2 separate regions of the Homo sapiens genome follow, and region 2 is linked to region 1. Evidence: read pairs that join two places in POLR2A ChIA-PET (ENCODE). Cell type or tissue: HepG2. All regions are shown on one strand. Each heading gives the region's core, and the rest is flanking DNA. Links, peaks and the distances in the headings are about the cores only.

What was found. ChIA-PET counts read pairs that join two places held together with the same protein. Peaks named below come from ENCODE experiments on the same cell type or tissue, not always from the same donor. Only the 100,000 strongest peaks of a DNase experiment are listed, where the experiment ranks them.
Region 2: POLR2A ChIA-PET joins it to region 1 with 10 read pairs; 16 of 35 experiments call an interaction of 5 or more read pairs at or near these places.

The regions. Positions count from the first base shown.
Region 1 is chrX:41,087,557-41,098,602 of GRCh38, reverse strand. The region is part of intron 1 of USP9X (ubiquitin specific peptidase 9 X-linked); the gene reads right to left. Among named protein-coding and RNA genes, the nearest start is that of USP9X, 7.6 kb to the right of the region's middle. In HepG2, for the core only: no CTCF peak of the experiment used is centred there; a DNase peak (open chromatin) is centred at 7,832; H3K4me3 peaks cover 2,596 bases.
Region 2 is chrX:40,724,337-40,732,336 of GRCh38, reverse strand. MED14 (mediator complex subunit 14) reads left to right here. Exons shown (of 31, transcript NM_004229.4): 2 at 2,992-3,018; 3 at 5,486-5,591. Among named protein-coding and RNA genes, the nearest start is that of MED14, 7.2 kb to the left of the region's middle. RefSeq lists a silencer at 1,917-1,966. In HepG2, for the core only: no CTCF peak of the experiment used is centred there; no DNase peak of the experiment used is centred there.

The DNA of each region.
Region 1 (11,046 bases), core at 3,047-11,046:
CTGGGCAACAGAGCAAGACTCCATCTCAAAAAAACAATAAAGAAAAAGACAGTTAGTGATCATGTATTGAGCAACAGCAGCCAGATACAGGAGTATATAGTGTATTACTCCATTTATCCGAAGTTCAAAAATAGGCATAACATTCATTAAAAGACAGAGGTCAGGCTGGGCACGGTGGCTCACGCCTGTAATCCCTGCACTTTGGGAGGCCGAGGTGGACAGATCACTTGAGGTCAGCAGTTCGAGACCAGCCTGGCCAACATGGCCAAACTCCATCTCTACTAAAAATACAAAATTAGCCAGGTGTGGTGGTGTGTGCCTGTAATTCCAGCTACTCGGGAGGCTGAGGCAGGAGAATCGCTTGAACCCAGGAGATGGAGGCTGCAGTGAGCCAAGATCACACCACTGCACTCCAGCCTGGGCAACAGAGCGAGACTCCATCTCAAGAAAAAAAAAAAAAAAAGAGGTCAGGGTATTTGGGGTTTTACAGGGAGGAGGTAGAGGCATAAGGGAACCTTCCAGGGTGCTGGAAATATTCTGTATCTTGATCTGAATGACTACACAGATGTATATATTTTCTAAAAATTTATCAAGCTATACAATCTCATATTTGTGCATTTTACTGTAAGTTATATATCTCAGTTAAAATAAAATTTACAGTAGATAAGCCACTCAAAAGATAACATCACATCTTCTCTTGGCAGTCTAAGACACTGGTTCTCAAAGATCCCTGAGATCTTTTCAAGAGGTCAGAGAGGTCAAAATTGTTTTCTTAAGACTTTACTTGCCATTTTCACTGTCATTCTTTCTCAAGTGTACTATGGAGTTCTTCCAAAGGCTATATGACGTATTATATCGCAATAGATTGAAGGCAGAAGGAGGCAGAGAATCCAGTTGTCTTCTATTAAGCCAGATAGGAGATTTGTAAAACATGTAAAACAATGCCTCTCTTCTAATTTTTGTTCTGGAAAAGTTATTTTTCATAAAAATATCTAATTGACATGCAGTGGGGTTTTGTTACTTTTAAAAGCATACATAACTTTATTAAATGTCTGTTTTCATTTCTAATACAGTAAATCATCAATGGCTGTAACCCCACATAAACAAAAGCTCTCTGGGATCCTCAATAATTTAAGAGTATAAAAGCATCCTGAGACCAAGTTTGAGAATGACTCACCTAAGAAACAAAATAAGCTTCTTTTGCTAGTTCTCTTACAGTAAAATAAGAAATGAGGTATCAACATTTTCTCTGAAACCATCTGTGCCAGATAAAAATCACTATTACTGTATTTATCTGTGTATTTTCATCTTCAATTCGGAAAAAATAATTTCCCCCTAAATACTATTTCCCCTAGCAGGCTATATCACTTTTTAGCAAGTTATGTTATTAAAGCACTAGACTGCAGATGAAAACTTAACCAAACTTTAAGTTGCTCTGCCAACAAAGAAATTATACCCCTGGCTACAAAGTCTATGGTCCCTAAATTCACAGTACAAGCTGTGGGCCAAGCACAATTAACCCACAGGATTCTAAATAAAATAAAGCCCTTCAGACCACACAGGAGAAACAAGGGAGAGGAGACATTCAAGTTGTTGGATTGACAAGTAAATGGAGGAATATAACCAACTTCTAAACCCATTAAAGTGTTTACCTTCTCTGTTTTCCTTTACTTGACAATTTCTCTTGACTACAGATTTTTCCACATCTTTAGGAATAAAGATAAAATTTAAGAACTTAAAAAAGTAGTAGTTTAACTCACCTCTTGCCCAACATCTTGGTTTTACAGAGTCATGAAGACCCAAGAGGTTAGCTAAGTGATTTAACACAGGGAGTTGGGTAACTGGAACTAAAGCACAGCTCTTGACCAGGCGCGGTGGCTCATGCCTGTAATTCCACCACTTTGGGGGACCAAGGCAGGCTGATCAGCTGAGGTCAGGAGTTTGAGACCAGCCTGGCCAACATAGTAAAATCCCATCTCTACAAAAAATACAAAAATTCGCCGTGGGTGGTGGTGCCTGTAATCCTAAGCTACTTGAGAGGCAGAGGCAGCAGAATCACTTAAACCCAGGAGGCAGACGTTGCACTGAGCTGAGATCACACCACTACACTCCAGCCTGGGCGGCAGAGCGAGACTCTGTCTCAAAAAATCAATAAAATAAAAAAATAAAACACAGATCTTGTGACTCCAAGTCCAGTACCCTTCCACTGACTACATTCTCACTTAAAATAGTAAAGCTAACCTCCAAAATAGGAAGCAATGAAATAATTACAATTAAACCATCAGATTATTCACCTATGTTTGTATATCAAAGTATTTTAGGGCAAAATAACATCTACACAAACCAAGGAGAGGCTACAATTAATGCTCTCTGGATGCCAGTCTAACCCCTTGCGGGGAGCGGGGGGGAAGATGACACTTGTGCTTTGATAATCCACTGTTTAAGGAACCACATTGAGAGAGTAGTCATTCTGTAACCCAGATTCCCTTCTCTCAATGACCTTTCAACAGACCTCAACAGACAGCAGCTCTCAGTGAGGAAAGGGAATTGGAGGTGGCAGGAAAAGTTGAAAGGAAGACAATAGAGGTGTTTTGCTTTTTAGCTCAGTACTCCATTCTGTGGCAGAAAAGCCAAACTCAAATTAGCAGCACCTCCCTCATACCATGGGAGCACCCCATTGATCTCCTTCCTTTATTCCATTCCCTAATCATTATTTCTTATCTTTCAGAAGAACGGTTAAAATACCATCTCAATCCCCCGACACTCAACTCTCCAACACATCTGCCACGAATGCCATCAGAATTATCTTTCAAAAACAAACACAAATCTAATGTCTCCTTTCACTTAAACTTCAAAGTACATCTCTCATTACCTTAACAGTAAAAGGCAAATGTCCTAACATGGCACTCAAGGTTACCCCTTGTGATTTTAGCTTCACTCAAACTACCTTTCAGTTCCATCTCCCATAACCCCTCCCCTCCCAGTATCTCTAGTGTTCCTTGCACACTCTCCTACTAGTTCTTACTCTGAAAACACTATACTTTCACACTTGCATTGCTCCATTTCAAATAATGGTTCTCAATTTTGCCCCCAGGGCACAACTGGCAATGTCTGAAGACATATGAGTGGGGTAGGGGCTATACCACTGGCATCTTGTGGGTAGAAGCCAGGGCTGAGTAGGACAGCACCTCACAACAAAGACTTATCTGCCCCAAACTGTCAATAGGGTTAAAAAACCCTGCCTGATCTCAAGTTGATCCCTCTGACCGGAAGTCCCTGCTCTAATTAATAGGGCCATGAAAATAGGACATCTTTGAAGACCTCACCCAATGCCAAACAATGATTTCTCCATCTCTCCTACTACACTTTTCACACCTCCACTTAATACAGCTGTAATTGCACTGTATAACTGTCTGGTTCACCATACTTCAGAGCCTTGAAAGCAGAGAATCATCTTTATATACCCTCTGGTGCCTAAAATGGCACAGGTTGAGCATCCCTTATCTGAAAAATCTGGAATCCAAAATGCTCCAAAATCTGAACTTTTTTTTTTTTTTTTGAGACGGAGTCTCGCTCTGTCACCCAGGCTAGACGGAGTGCAGTACCGCGATCTGGGCTCACTGCAACCTCCACCTCCTGGGTTCAAGGGATTCTCCAGCCTCAGCCTCCTGAGTAGCTGGGATTACAGGTGCACACCACCATGCCTGGCTAATTTTCATATTTTTAGTAGAGACGGGGGTCTCACCATGTTGGCCAGGCTGGTCTCGAACTCCTGACCTCAAGTGATCTGCCCGCCTCAGCCTCCCAAAGTGCTGGGATTACAGGGGTGAGCCACCGCGCCTGGCCCCAAATTTCGGATTTTGAATTTTCACTCACCCGCAAGTAATATTCCAAATATTCCAAAATATGGGGAAAAAATTACAAAATCGGAAACACTTCTGATCCCAAATATTATGGATAAGGCGTACTAACTGAATCTATATTAAATCAATGAATTCAATTCAATCACAGTAAGGTAGCACTGACATGATTCTCCTTCCCATAATGCACCGAGGATAACAAAGCAATCCTCAGCTGACATTGATATGGCTCAGATAACGACATGCACTGACATCAGACAAGAAACACACCAGGCACGGTGGCTCACACCTGTAATCCCAGCACTCTGGGAGGATGAGGCAGGTGGATCACCTGAGGTCAGGAGTTCGAGACCAGCCTGGCCAACATGGTGAAACCCCATCTCTACTAAAAATACAAAATTAGCCGGGTATAGTGGCACCCACCTGTAATCCCAGCTACTCAGGAGGTTGAGGCTGGAGAATCACTTGAACCCAGGAGGCGGAGGTTGCAGTGAGCCGAGATCACGCCATTGTACTGTAGCCTGGGCAACAAGAGTGAAACTCCATTTCAAAAAAAAAGAAAAAAGAAATACACCTGTAGTCACTACAGTAGGTTCCTCCTCCAACACTCAGTCTGGCCCCACAATCCCTCTTGCCTCAGCTCAGCATGCTCCAAGTCAACTCTTAAGAATCCTGGATAATTAATTATATCTACAAAGGACACAGTAAACAGATAATATACACACTAATTAAATGAGTAAATGAGATTTTCTATATTTTCAAAAGTCTGGACAAATGCTGTACATAGCCAGTATCCTCCTTTCACATTCCCGAAAATGTGAGAGAAGTCAAAAATTTCAAAAACGACAGTCACCTTTTTAGGGGTTTTTCCCACTCACAGAGTACAGAAACTTTTATTTCTAATTATACCCTCACCTTTCAAATGTAAACTTCATCATACATTTGCCTCACTTAATTCCTATTTCATTCTAATTATTGCATTCACTATTTGCACAAAGCCAACTAACCTAACCAATGAGCACAACCTAATCCAGTAAGGTTTAAGATTCATATCCCTAACCAGTTCCCTCTGTCTCAAGGATATTTAAGACCTCCAGGTAGGCCAGGCATGATGGCTCATGCCTGTAATCCCAGCACTTTGGGAAGCCGAGGCAGGCGGATCACCTGAGGTCGGGAGTTCAAGACAGCCTGACCAACATGGAGAAACCCCAACTCTATTAAAAATACAAAATTAGCTGGGTGTGGTGGCGCATGCCTGTAATCCCAGCTACTCAGGAGGCCGAGGCAGGAGAATCACTTGAACCCAGGAGGCGGAGGTTGTGGTGAGCCGAGATCGCGCCATTTACTTTTTTGTTTTCTGCTCATTCTTATAAAAAGGCAAAATACATCTGAACTTGCACATAAACACAAGATACTGCCGTACAAATACAGCAAAGCTGCTGAAACCAAACTATTCTCAGGCAATACCACCTTGCAATAAAAAGAAATCCCTTTCATCAGCTAATGTACAGAAGTTTGAACCTGACTTAAGGAAAGGAGGTTCAGAGTTGTTAACATATAGTGTATCAAATAGGAGGTCAAGCACAGTGGCTCAGGCCTATAATCCCAGCAACACTGGGAGGCCAAAACAGGAGGATTGCTTGAGGCCAGGAGTTTGAGACCAGCCTGGGAAACACAGTCAAACCCCTGTTCTCTAACAAAAATTAACCAGGTGAGGTGATGTCGGCCTGTGGTCCTACTTACTCGGCAGGCTGAGGTGCGAGGATGCCTTGAACCCAGGAATTCCAGGCTACAATGAGCTATGATTGCGTCACCACAATCCAGCCTGAGTGACAGCGAGACCCCTCCTCTTAAAAAAAAAAATCACTGCTCTTAACTAGGGGCTGGCAAACTATGGTAACAGACCAATTCCAGCCTCCTGTTTTTGTACAGCTCACAAGGTAAGAATGGATTTCACACAGAACGTCTGCAATCAATTTGATGACAGGGAACACTGAACTTTACCCAATAAAGCAAAATACTGTATTACCTCCCCTCCACACACACACACCAAATTGTTTTTCTCATTAGACCTAAGTTATACATAACTGTATTTAATTATATTTTTTATTTCACCAATAAAAATTTTACCCAATGTCCTCAATTTTGCCTCTTAGCCCACAAAGTCCAAAGTATTTACTATGTGGCCCTTTACAGAAAAAGTTTACTGATCCCTGTGCTCTGAACTCCAGAGATGTTACCAAGCAGAGCAACCAAAACTTTGTACACTACACCTCGACCAGAGAGAAAACACTGTTAGGCAGAAATGGGTTCAATACTATACGGTAACTTCCATGCTCTCTGGGGTCCAAGTTAATAATGAGCGGCCTTACTTAGGAGTTCTAAGTAACCAGTTAACAGAAAAGACTAGAAATGAGAGATGTAACCAACAGCCTCAACTTATAACTCTCAATAGCCACCAAAGTCAGCAGGAATAAAATGGACATCAAGGATACTAACAGGAGGCTTCGCCACTCCCTTTTTCCTTTCCACCCAATTCACAGGCTCTGTAGAAGATGGGATCTAATATGCACGATCACCAGCTCAAACTCATCCCAAGGAAAACAATTCCTTTGATTATGGTTGACTAACATGGTGTTCAAAGCTCACATGATTAATAAGAATAAACTGTAGGGTGCCATAAAATGAAGATGAATCAATTCTGTACAAGAGGTTGGAGGTACTGCAAGTTAAATACTGCCCCAGATTTTCCCATTCAGGTAATCAAATGGTTATTATAAACAGTATTATTCTAGGTGCTCTGTAATATACAAAGGTAAAGGACAGAATCCCTGACCTTATTATCCATTACCAGGGAGACAGTTTAATGTTAATTTTATGAGTGACTACAGAGAATTTAATAATTAATGTGATTTGACACATATAGATATAGCTTCATAAAGAAGGTAGTCTATGGCATGCTATCTTGGTCAAGTTACTTCACCTTTCACCTCTTTGAGCCATTTTTTTCATCTGAAAAATGAAGGGTCTGACTAGAAAGAATTGAGATCTCTTCCAGGATTTCTCATTGTAATGAGATTAGTAAGAAAAGTGACTCCCAGAAGTAAAAAGATTTAGCAAAAAATAAGTAAAATAGCAAGAATGTGATAAACTATATTCATCCAACAGTTACTAAATGTCTATATGCCAGGCACTTTCTAGGTGCTAAGGATATTATCACTGACTTAGAATGAAAGCCACTAACCTTAAAGATAGAATTGTGAGGACAAAATTAATCAAAACACCTAAACAAAGTAAATTAAATAGAAAAACACACTGTATAGAGATAATAGAGCATCAATACAGCAAAGGAATGGCAGGAGTAAGGGGTGACACCAGAGTATGTAATTTCTGGTCAAAAATTAACAGCATCAGAAGTACAGCTATTCCTAAAGCCAGTATGCCAAGAATTCCAAAAGAACCTATTTCTACTATACTTGACATTTGGGCTCACTGGAGAAAACTGGAGTTCAGAATGAAATTCTATTTAGTGACAAAAAAAATTCAATTGGCATATACCATAACAAAGTTTTTTTAAATAACAACTTAATCCAATCTCTCCTACGAGGTACATAAAAGAATGCCAGAAAACTAGCACTAAAGACTTTAGAGATCAGCTAGTCCAGCCCACCTCACTTCATATGTTAGCTTCTAGACAACAGTAATCTCTAGAACAGTGCCTAGCACACAGCAGATGCCCCAGAAGTATTTGTTGAACGGATTAAAAAGGAAACAAATGTCTTAACAGATATTAATGTTTATAGTAGAGCTGGAACCGTAACACCGAGAAGGTGCTAAGTGACAATAAATTTGATATATATGTGCACATATACTGTATATAATACATGTGAGTGTGGAATCCCTGTCTCTTCTAGTGTTTGAGCTTTTCACTACATGTTTGTGTTTCAGTCTGGAATTTTTGACTGTGTGACTAACAAAACGAAACTCAAACAAGAGTACTGCTGCCTAATGGTGGAACACATGACATGCAAAGGGTCTCAATTCTCCCCTTTCCCTAAAAGGGACTGCAAAAAAAAACCTCTGGTTACACATCAGACTCACCTATAGAGCAAATATATATTTTGAAAAAGCTCCACAGATGATTGATACACAGAGGTGGTAGAAAATCCTTGTTAGGCAGTGATTGAGAATAAAATTGAAAATCCATTTGCTGCCAAATATAAGATATGTGTGTATACACACGTTGAAGACACCAAGATTTAGCATGAGTATCTTTGAAGAATAAATTTTAGGTAAGCGATCTCATCCTAACAATATACTTTTTCACAAGTTATTCTTTAAAAGTATATTACAATGGTCATCACTTTATAATCCACAATAAATTATAAATTCAATGCCCAATATAGGTAAGTGTTAGAAGTTTTAAGTCTTTTTCCTTATTACATCAACTTTTTTCATGATCCTTATAGTCTCATTTTCTATAATTTAACAAAAAGATCTTTGGGGAATCTTGTGTCACACTAAGAATGCTCATAGGGCCGGGCCCAGTCGCTCATGCCGGGAATCCTAACACTTCGGGAGGCCCAGGTAGGCAGACAGCTTGAGCCCAGCAGTTCAAGACCAGCTTAGGCAACAAGGCAAAACCCATCTCTATAAAAGAGAAAAAAAATACAAATAGCCAGGCATGGGAGCACCTGTAGTCCCGGCTACTCAGGAGACTAAGGGGAGAGGATCACCTGAGCCCAGGAGAGGTGGAGGCTGCAGTGAACCGTGACCACTCCAGCCTCAGTGACAGAGTGAGAATCTGTCTCAAAAAAAAAAAAAAAAAAAAAAAAAAAACCCTCATAGATCCTAAACTCCTATAGGCTTCCCTGCTGCCATGCCCCCACCATGCAGAATTTGGTCCAATGGACCAAGGGGATTAAGAGACAGAAACTCCAAATAAATGTCTGTTATTGTTATTTCATTCGTTCCATAAAACAATTATACATCAATCCCAAAACAACACAAAATTCAAAACGCTTAATCAAAATCAAACTGATTTTGACTAAGACAAATAAAACTCTAAATTCTCAAACTGAGATAACAGAATTTCATGTGACACTAAACGGTAATTTGTGGGATCATTTAAATAAATTACTAGGAGACAAATGCATAGTTTCTACACCTTTTAGGAATGTTGTGTAATATTTTGTCATAAACGCACCAACTAAACTATCACCCTGAGCACGCTGGAAGATATATGGAAGGGGAGAAACCTATTTGCCACATAGCTTTTAACATCTCCCTTGGGCAACCAAGATATTTATCAAATTGGAGACTATCTTGATAGTCTTAAAAACTAAACTATATCTTAACTTACTCTGGTACGAGAAACAAACCAAAAGCTCTAAATGCTTTTTTAAAAATAGCAATCAGTGTCATTTCACTAACATAGCACAGTAGTCGAAGCACCACTGGTTGAACCTGACAGACCTCAGACCCATCGTAAGGCAATAAATGGAAAATGCTTAACAGTGCTGACAGACAATTAATGCTCAAATGATAATCATGCTAATAACTGAAAACAATTGAGAAAAAAATCCATTTTCTTATTTATCCACTTGAAAGTTCTAACAACATGATAAAAACAATAGCCCAGTGGTTTTCAACTCCAAATGCATGTAAGAATCATCCACAATGCTTTTAAAATATACCTTTGCCCAGGCTCCCTATCAGACCAATTAATCAGTCTCTGGGGGTGGAACCCAGGGATCAGTTTTTTTGTTGTGGTTGTTTTTTAACCCCGCCAAGTGATTCTCATGTCCAGTCAGGGTTGAGGTCCAATGCACTAACTCTTTCCCAAATATTAACGTTAAACTCTATGTTAAAATAATACAAGAACTTAGCAATACACAGGATGGCTTTCAAAAACACAGCTCCTAAAAGAACCAAATGACAACTAAAATCCGGTTTTTTCCCTTTTTGAAAAAAAAAAGAAAAACAATTCAAGACTCAGAAAACATACCTACAAGAGGGGAAACATAATGTAGGCTACCATAAAAAGTAATACGTTCTTTCAGAATAAAAATCAACTAACTCAATCTCAGGATAAGACCCCCCTCACCTTCACTGCCCAAAAGACTTAGAAGAACACTAATCCATTAACACACACTGCTAGATATTTCAAATAACTAATTCTTAACATCTGTTTTAAACAAAGATTGGTTTTAATACTAAAATTTTGAAACTAAAACGTTAGAAATTGATCTTATTAAATAAAAATAAGCTCAAAGACACTTGTTGTGTGACCAACTAATCAAGAACTGGATGATTAGCAAATTCATGACAAACATCCATTTCAAAACCATAAGCTGCATTATTACCACCATGTCAAAGAAAAATCTCTGAGAAGATAGCAAAGAAATCTCATACCTTAAGATATTAAAAACAAGACTCTGGAAGAAAAAAGATCTAAAGTAAATCCTACTTGAGCATTCCATAGATAAAACATGAGAACTGGGAGGTCGACACGGGCGGATCACGAGGTCAGGAGATCGAGGCCATCCTGGCTAACACGGTGAAACCCCGTCTCTACTAAAAATACAAAAAATTAGCCGGGCGTGATGGCACGCGCCTGTAGTCCCAGCTACCAGGGAGGCTGAGGCAGGAGAATCCCTTGAACCCGGGAGGTGGACGTTGCAGTGAGCCGAGATCGTGCCACTGCACTCCAGCCTGGGCGACAGACAAAAAAACAAACAAACAAAACCATGAGAACTATGGACTATGGAACACCAAACTAGAGACCCCAATAACCTGGTGAAAGGTAAAATCTGCCCTTCAATGTTCCTTCCTGAAGTAACTTAAGATTCTCACATGTACTGTTGCTGGTGCTATTACTCCCTCCAGAAATTCTCAGAAACTACCAAGGTCAGCAAACAAAAGAAACATGAGAACGCTGATAACCAGAATTACAAGTTACATGTTCATGCAAAAAAATACAAGAAAAGGGGTAGAGAGAATTCATATAGTCCAAACGTCCTATTTTTAAATTAGAGAAAATAAAACAGTAAAATACCAAAGACATTTTGAGTTCACCTGTGGAACACCAATTCCAAATACTTCAAGCTTTCACTCCACCCAAAAGCTGGAACGATAAAGTTTAAAGGGTTAAAGTTAGATGTATGACACAGCACATGAGTTTAAA
Region 2 (8,000 bases), core at 1-8,000, 360 kb after region 1:
ATGCTGACCAGGCTGGTCTCAAACTCCCAACTTCAGGTGATCTACCCGCCTTGGCCTTCCAAAATGCTGGGATTACAGGCGTGAGCCGCTGTGCCCAGCCTCCAAACCTTCTTGATGTTTCTTGTTAGTGCCTAGCACACTGCCATCTTAGAGCCTTTGCTTTTTCCCTAGAAATCTGTGTGAATTGCTTTCTCATTAGTCCTTTAGGTCCTTGTTTACATACAATTTATCAGAAAGATTTTCTCTGACCACCTATAAAATAGTACTCTGCCCCTTCACTCTGTCCTTCTTACTTGCTGCTTTATTTTTCTTTACAGCACTTATTGCCACCTGACATTATTAGTTTGTTGTCCATTCCCACCCCATGAGGACAGAGATTTTGATTTGTTTGTGACTTTCCCTGGTGCCTAGAACAATGCCTGGCACACAGGGCTTAACTAAGTATTTATTGATTTAATACATGAATGAATGAATGTTTAGAATTGTCATAAATCAATATATGGTTTGATAGAAGAAATAATAACTAGTGTTTGATAACTCAGTAGGGTGACTAGTTTGCAAGAATCTACTGTACATTTCAAAATAGCTAGATGAGAATAATTCAGATGTTTCCAGCATAAAGAAAAAACAAATATTTAAGATGATGGATATCACAAGTACACTGATTTGATCTTTACAAATTATATAAATGTATGAAATTATATGTACTGTGAAACTGTACATGCTTAATGCATCAATAAAAATATTGTTCAAAAAGAATTGTAAACCATGGGAAATTTAATAGGAAAAGTTATTTTTGTTCTTGATACACAGGTATACAACTTTTTTCACTTTTGATTGTGGTAATTATTAATTAATTAGTTTGGGAACTTACCATGGAAGTTCCTAAATAGTGTATTTTCCCTAAAAACTGTCAGGATTAATATGTTAATGTAGAGCCAGTGTTCGAGGTATACTTTATGAGTCTTTAGGGAAACAGTTACTTCAGTAATATGTGATGCTTGTGTGTGAACTATTGAAGGTAAAAAGGACAACCTTGGCAACTTAGGTGGTTTTGTTTTGGTCTCAGATTTCTGGGTTTTTTCCTTCTGCTTGTCCACCTCCCTTCCCCCTCAACATACATGCTCTCATCCTAGAGTTTACTCTCTGCCTTGACTTTTTAGAGACCTAGGTTCTACTCTTTATTTTTTTTTTTTGAGACAGGGTCTTGCTCTGTCACCCAGGCTGGAATGCAGTGGCACAATCATGGCTCACTGCAGCCTTGACTTCCAGGGCTCAGGTGATTCTCCCACTTCAGCCTTCCAAGTAGCTGGACTACTTGCCACCACACTTGGCTAATATGTATTATTTGTAGAGATGGGGTTGCCATGTGTGCCCAGGCTGGTCCCAAACTCCCGGACTCAAGCGATCTGCACCCCACCCCCCCGCCACCAAGCCTCCCAAAGTGCTGGGATTACAGGTGTGAGCCACCGTACCTGACCCCCCCGCCCCCTTTTTTTTAAACTTCTTTTAATTCAGAAAATGCCAGGATCTCAGTCATGTAATCTTGTCTTATTGTGCTTTGGTGTAAATAAGTTTCTATGCCTTACTTCCCAACATTTGCATTTTAGAACTTTTACTCTAAATGGTAGCTTTCTTATCCATAAAAGAATTTCAAATAGATTAGGAGGAATAGGGGAAAGGGGAGGCAGGCAGCAAAGCCTGTCTTTTGTCCCTGAACTGATACTACCGCTGACATGAGATGGTTCTTTTAGGGTCTCTGAGGCAGGTAGGAGGAGTGGGAACAATGATTCCTGTTCTTTCTACCCCCAGAAACTCTGCTCCCCTTCTCCCCTTATAGATACCCATCGTTCTCATTCTCCCCCTCCCTTGAGGTGAAAACAAGGGCTGTGGCTTCTCAAGGAGTGTTCTCAAGAGGTTTGGCTTGTAGAGGAACTTGCCAGTAGCTGCCTTTATTTGCAGTCTTCTAACAGGGCCTTAATTTCTGCTTCATCTCTCCGGTCTGCTGGCCCTTCCAGCCCCCACCTAGTTCCCTTTATCATTCTGACCATAACTTTAACTTCCATCTCACCGTCTACCCTAAGAGTAGGAGGTAACTATAAGCCAGAGATCATTTTAATATTTTCTCCTCCTTGTACTTTGAACCTCTGGAAGTAGTTTTAGTTTTTCTGTTCCTGTGGCACGTGGGTGGGAGACAATCTAAATGGCTGGGTGTGTGTACTTCAAGAACTGATTAGCTGTGGGAGAGGCATGAGAGTTGTTTAGGCCATTGAATCTTGGACTGTGGGATAGAGGTTAACAGAATGTGGCAATTCAGGAGGCATTAAGGATCTTTCTAGGCATCAGTGGATGTGAATGTTAAATGGTATAGCTTATCTGGGAAGAAGTTGACATTGGTTGCTGGCTATCAGTATTGGAGGACTAGCAAAAAGAAACTTAAAAATCCTGTTGGAGCTGTTTAAAAGCAATAAAAATTTTTCATCTAACCACCATGCAGCATAATTACTGTAAAACCCTTGACATACACTGGTCCTTTTGTATGCTTAGCTTCCAGTTTTGTCCACCATAACACAATGTGGAGGGATTATTGCTTGGAAACAGGTATCCATTGGATACAGGGAGGCTGGCAACCAAGTAGTAAGTTCTTCTGCATCTGTGACCATTTTGGTCTTAAAATAATCTTTTCTCTGACACCCTATGATATAGTGTGCTAATGTGGGACTTGGGCTTTTTAAATGTTTAAGGTTCATGCAATACATTTTGAAGTATTTTGAATGGAGAAAAATGTTCTTTTGTTGGTTTTTGCCTTATAACCATACTGCTGGAAACTCATAAATCTAAAAAAGAGTAGGTAGCTACATGAGCCTGTAGTAGCTGTTTACCCAGTTTTTCTGAAACATTAACGTATTTAATAGAGTCAAAGTAAAGACTATTATCACATTAGAATGAAGGTATGCATGTATCTAATCCGTTTTTTTTTTTTCTTCTTAGACTGCCAAGGAAATCTGATGTGGAAAGGTGAGTATGGAAAAAAAAAACCCTTAAAGTCTCTTTATTGATCAATCTATGAGTGTTGGTGTGTGGGTATGGGTGGTGTAGGGCTGTGGATTGGAAACCTAGGCCCAAAGAGTCTAGAATGATTTTTCACACCATGTATTTAGGGAGTCCTGGGAAATGTAATTTCCTCACCCTTAACAATACTTGTTGTGAGACCAGTTCTAAATCTTCTGTTCTACAAACCTTTATTGAGTGACTGACCTGGTCAAGTCCCTAAGGGTGATATTAAGATAAAGAAGGTATAGTCTGTAAAGGAAGATGCTGAGGAGCAGCAGACTGGCTTTAGAAAGTTGACTGCCACGGGCATAGTGGCGGGCGCCTGTAGTCCCAGCTACTCAGGAGGCTGAGGCAGAATAATTGTTTGAACCCAGGAGGTGGAAGTTGCAGTGAGCCGAGGTCACGCCACTGCACTCTAGCCTGGGCCACAGAGCAAAACTTTGTCTCAAAAAAAAAAAAGAAAGTTGGCTGCTAATTTATCACTTGCAACAATGATGCTATTAAGTATCTTTAGAGAGTTGACATTTGCCTACTGCTCCTACTGTTACATAGTTAACATTTTGGTTCAGTTGGAGCTTGGAGCTTAAGATTTAACTTAAGGCTAAAATGTTTCCAGAGGCCAAAGGAACAAGCGAAATTAAAGTTTCAAAGAAATCATTTGATGGAGATTTAAATTGTAACTAAAGTATATGGTACTTGACCGTATCTTTGGCACTACTTATGCTCCTTGGTTGATTTTTTTTTTTTTATACCAAATCACTTGGCAACTTTTTAGCATTTCTTAATGGCAACACTCCATTGCCAACCCCAACTTAACTTTTTGATCGAATTAGAGATCAAGAAGGTAGAAGTGAAAGAGACAACTAGGGCAACCTGTGTTATGGTTTGGCTGGTCAGTATTAAAGGAGGAAAACGTTAAGTCAAGGATTTGTTCTGTCCGCTCTGGGGTATGAAGGGAAACTGGGCCTTTGAAAAACTGACTCATGTTGCCTAGCACTTGAGACAACATGGTGTCAGAAAACCATGTTACTATAGTTTACAAAGGGGGACATCTCCATTGTAGTAGAGGACTGCATTTGGGAAACCGAATTAATGATAGACAAGTGTGTTTGCTCTGTGAGAGGAGCAGAGACCTTGCATCCTCTATAAGCCATTGCTGAGTTAGAGTGAAAGGTACTGAGGTTCCCAGCCCTGAGATCTGCTGGATCTTAATGTGTGTTTAACATTTCTGCTATGTCTCAGTCTTGTCTTATGATCCTTCGTAGACACTGGCAAAGAGTCATAATTATGCCCTTGATTCTTCTCTTTATAGTACCACTAATCATATTGCTGGCCGATTTTTAAGAGAGCCTTTTAGGGTGCTTGTGGGCTATGTGTGCTCTCAGTAGGAGCTAGCCTCTAGCCTTCAGTCAGGATTGTACTTCAGCAAGAACTTTTACTTTGGTGCATTGCGTCATGGTGGTGGTATTGGCAAGATGCAGAGATGTGGACTGGATCTGCAGGTCATTGAACAGCTGTACTAAGATTAATAGGTCAGAGTCTACTTGGAGGGAGGTTGGTGTCCTGCTGGGTCTGGTCATCGGTCCTGGCTTGTTGAATATTTTTTTCAGTGTTTTAAAGTAAACCATAAAAGATATGATTATCAGTTTTATAGCTGCTATGAAGTTGAGAGATCTAGCTAACACGTTGATTGACATTAGTAAAGCTTTTGGGATTTTAGGATGAGATAAAAGTACTGATGAGTATTAGGGGAAAAGTAATAATAGTGAGTATAGGATAAAACTAGATATGGACAGACCTTTTATTTTTAGTACTCAACATAATTTCTTTAGCTTTGCTTGGATATTTTTTAATGTATCCAAGTTTGTCATTGAAATTAGTTTGGTAAAGAGTTACATAGTTAAGTTCTTTAATTGCTCAATCTTTCATGCTGGTGCAGGATGGGAACTGGTGCCCTTTTGTAGAATGAATACAGTTTCAGGCTTTGGTAAAGATCAGTTTCAATTCCTTTCACTTACCAAAAGGGTTACTAATTACTTACTAATTAAATTACTCCTAATTTCAGTTATGAACTTATAATTCATAACTCCTCATTTAATCCCTTCTGTGAAGCAGTTTACTTCTACCACCATATACTGAATTTAGTATATTTTTGTAAACAACTTTTATTACAATATAAAATTAATTTTAAAATGTGACTTATTGCTAAAACATTCTATTGGGTTTATTGCTCTGAGGTGAAAAAGCATATGCAGATAATATACAAAATGTGACAATAGTTCATATTTAGATAAATATTTTAGGTGGCTCATTTTGTAGTGGTTGTAAGCAAAGGCTGATTTATTTATTTATTTATTTTTGCTTAGCTGAAATAAATTGTGAAATACTGTTTCTAATATGTTGGTTCATTAAGAGTTGTTTTATTTTATAGGAAAATAGAAATAGTGCAGTTTGCTAGCCGGACACGCCAACTCTTCGTTCGATTATTAGCTTTAGTGAAATGGGCTAATAATGCTGGCAAAGTGGAAAAATGTGCGGTGAGTTAAACTTTTTATTTTACTTTGTATAAAATAACTTTTCGAATGTTATGATAGACATAGTTTTACATTTTAGCTTTAACTTATCCCTGCTGATTTGAGTGACATGTGAATAATCATATTTCTGAATGATAATGTATATTTCTGCAGAAACTTAGTATTTGTTTATGGACACCTGATCAGAAAGAAGAGGAGATAGCTGGAGACATCATTACGTGAGGAGACTTTAAATATGAGACTGGAACTAAAGGGGGAAAATTGTTAGTTTATATTCGTGCTATTCCTTAGAATTTGCAAGGTTCTCCCTTAAATTTTGCTTATGAATTCTTGACATCCTGTGAGAATGGCAGAGTTGGTTTTTTTTTTTTTTTCCAGTTTTACAGATGACAAAATGATAAGGTTCCTAGAAGTTACATGGCTTCTTCAAGGTCACAGAGGCTGATAACAGCATTTTTCTGTTTGTTTATCTACTAATTCTCTAAACCTCTAATAAGCACAGGGTATAGGGCACAGAGGATGGAATCTTCAATAAGGAATAGTCCCTGCCTTCGAGAACCTCATGGTCTTTTGACTGTTGAATCACTCTTTGGAATGCAAAGTGACATGCAGTGCAGTGTACCAAAGATGCTAAAATCTACCAAAAATAAAGTTTTATGCTATGTTCAAGAAGCGTTAAGGAGTAAAAACTTGATTGTTTTTCAGATTGTTCACTATTGGCATATAGAAATACTACTGATGTTTTGTATGTTGATTTTGTATTCTGCAACTTTACTGAATTTATCAGTTCTAATAGTTTTTTGGTGGGGTCTTTAGGCTTTTCCAAATATAAGATCATATCATCTGCAAACAAGGATAATTTGACTTCTTCCTTTCCAATTTGGATGCCCTTTCTTTCTTTCTTTTGTCTGATTGCTCTAGCTAGGACTTCCAGTACTATGTTGAATAATAGTGGTGAAAATGGGCATCCTTGTCGTGTTCCAGATCTGAGAGGAAGGGCTTTCAGTTTTTCTCCATTCAGCATGATAATTAGCTGTGGGTCCGTCAAATATGGCTTTTATTATGTTGAGGCATGTTCCTTCTATACCCAGTTTTTTGAGGGTTTTTATCATGAAGGGATGTTGAATGCTATTACATGTGTTTTCAGCATCAGTTGAAATGATCACATGGTTTTTGTTTTTCATTCTATAGATATGATGTATCACAGTGATTGATTTGTATATTTTGAACCATCCTTGCATCCCTGGGATAAATCCCACTTGGTCATGATGAACGATCTTTTTAATGTTTTGTTCAATTTGGTTTGCTAGTATTTTGTTGAGAGGATTTTTGTATTAATATTCATCAGATGTATTGGCCTGTAATTTTCTTTTTTTGATGTGTCTTTGTCTGGTTTTGGTATCAGGGTAATACTGGCCTTGTAGAATGAGTTTGGAAGTTTTCCCTCTTCCACTATTTTTTGGAATAGTTTAAGTAGGATTGGTATTAGTTTGTCTTTAAATGTTTGGTAGAATTCAGTAGTGAAGCCATAAGGTCCTGGGCTTTTATTTGCTGGGAGACAAATTATAATTAATATAATGAATTATAGCTCCATTCTTGTTACTTGTTATTAGTCTATTCGGGTTTTGAATTTCTTCATGGTTCAGTCTTCACAGGTTGTATGTGTCTAGGAATTTATCCATTTCCTCTAGATTTTCCAATTTATTGTCATATAGTTGCTTACAGTAGCCACTAATGATCCTTTGAATTTCTGTGGTATTAGTTGTAATGTTTCCTTTTTCATCCCTGATTTTATTCATTTGGGTCTTCTCCCTTTTTTTCTTTGTGAGTCTGGGTAAAGGTTTGTCAATTTTGTTCATTTTTTCAGAAAACCAGCTTCTTGTTTCATTGATCTTTTGCATTGTTTTCTTCATTTCAAATTCATTTATTTCTGCCCTGATATTTATTATTTCTTCTAATTTTGGTTTCAGGTTTCTCTTGCTTTTATAGTCTTTAAGATGCATCATTAGGTTATTTATTTGAAGTTTTTCTTCTTTTTTGATGTAGGCACTTATAACTATAAATTTATCTCTTAGTGCTGCATCCCATAGGTTTTGGTGTGTTGTGTTTCCATTATCATTTATTACAATAAATTTTTAAATTTTCTTCTTAATTTGTTCATTGACTCACCGTTCATTTGGGAGTGTATTGTTTCCGTGTGTTTGTATGGTTTCCAAAATTCCTCTTGTTGTTTTCTAGTTTTATTCCATTGTGGTCAGAGAAGATGCTTGATATTATTTCAGTTTTTCTGAATGTTTTAAGACTTGCTTTGTGGCCTAACATATGGTCTGTCCTTGAGAATGATCTGTGTGCTGAGGAGAAGAATGTGTATCCTGCAGCCTTTGGATAAAATGTTCCATAAATATCTATTAG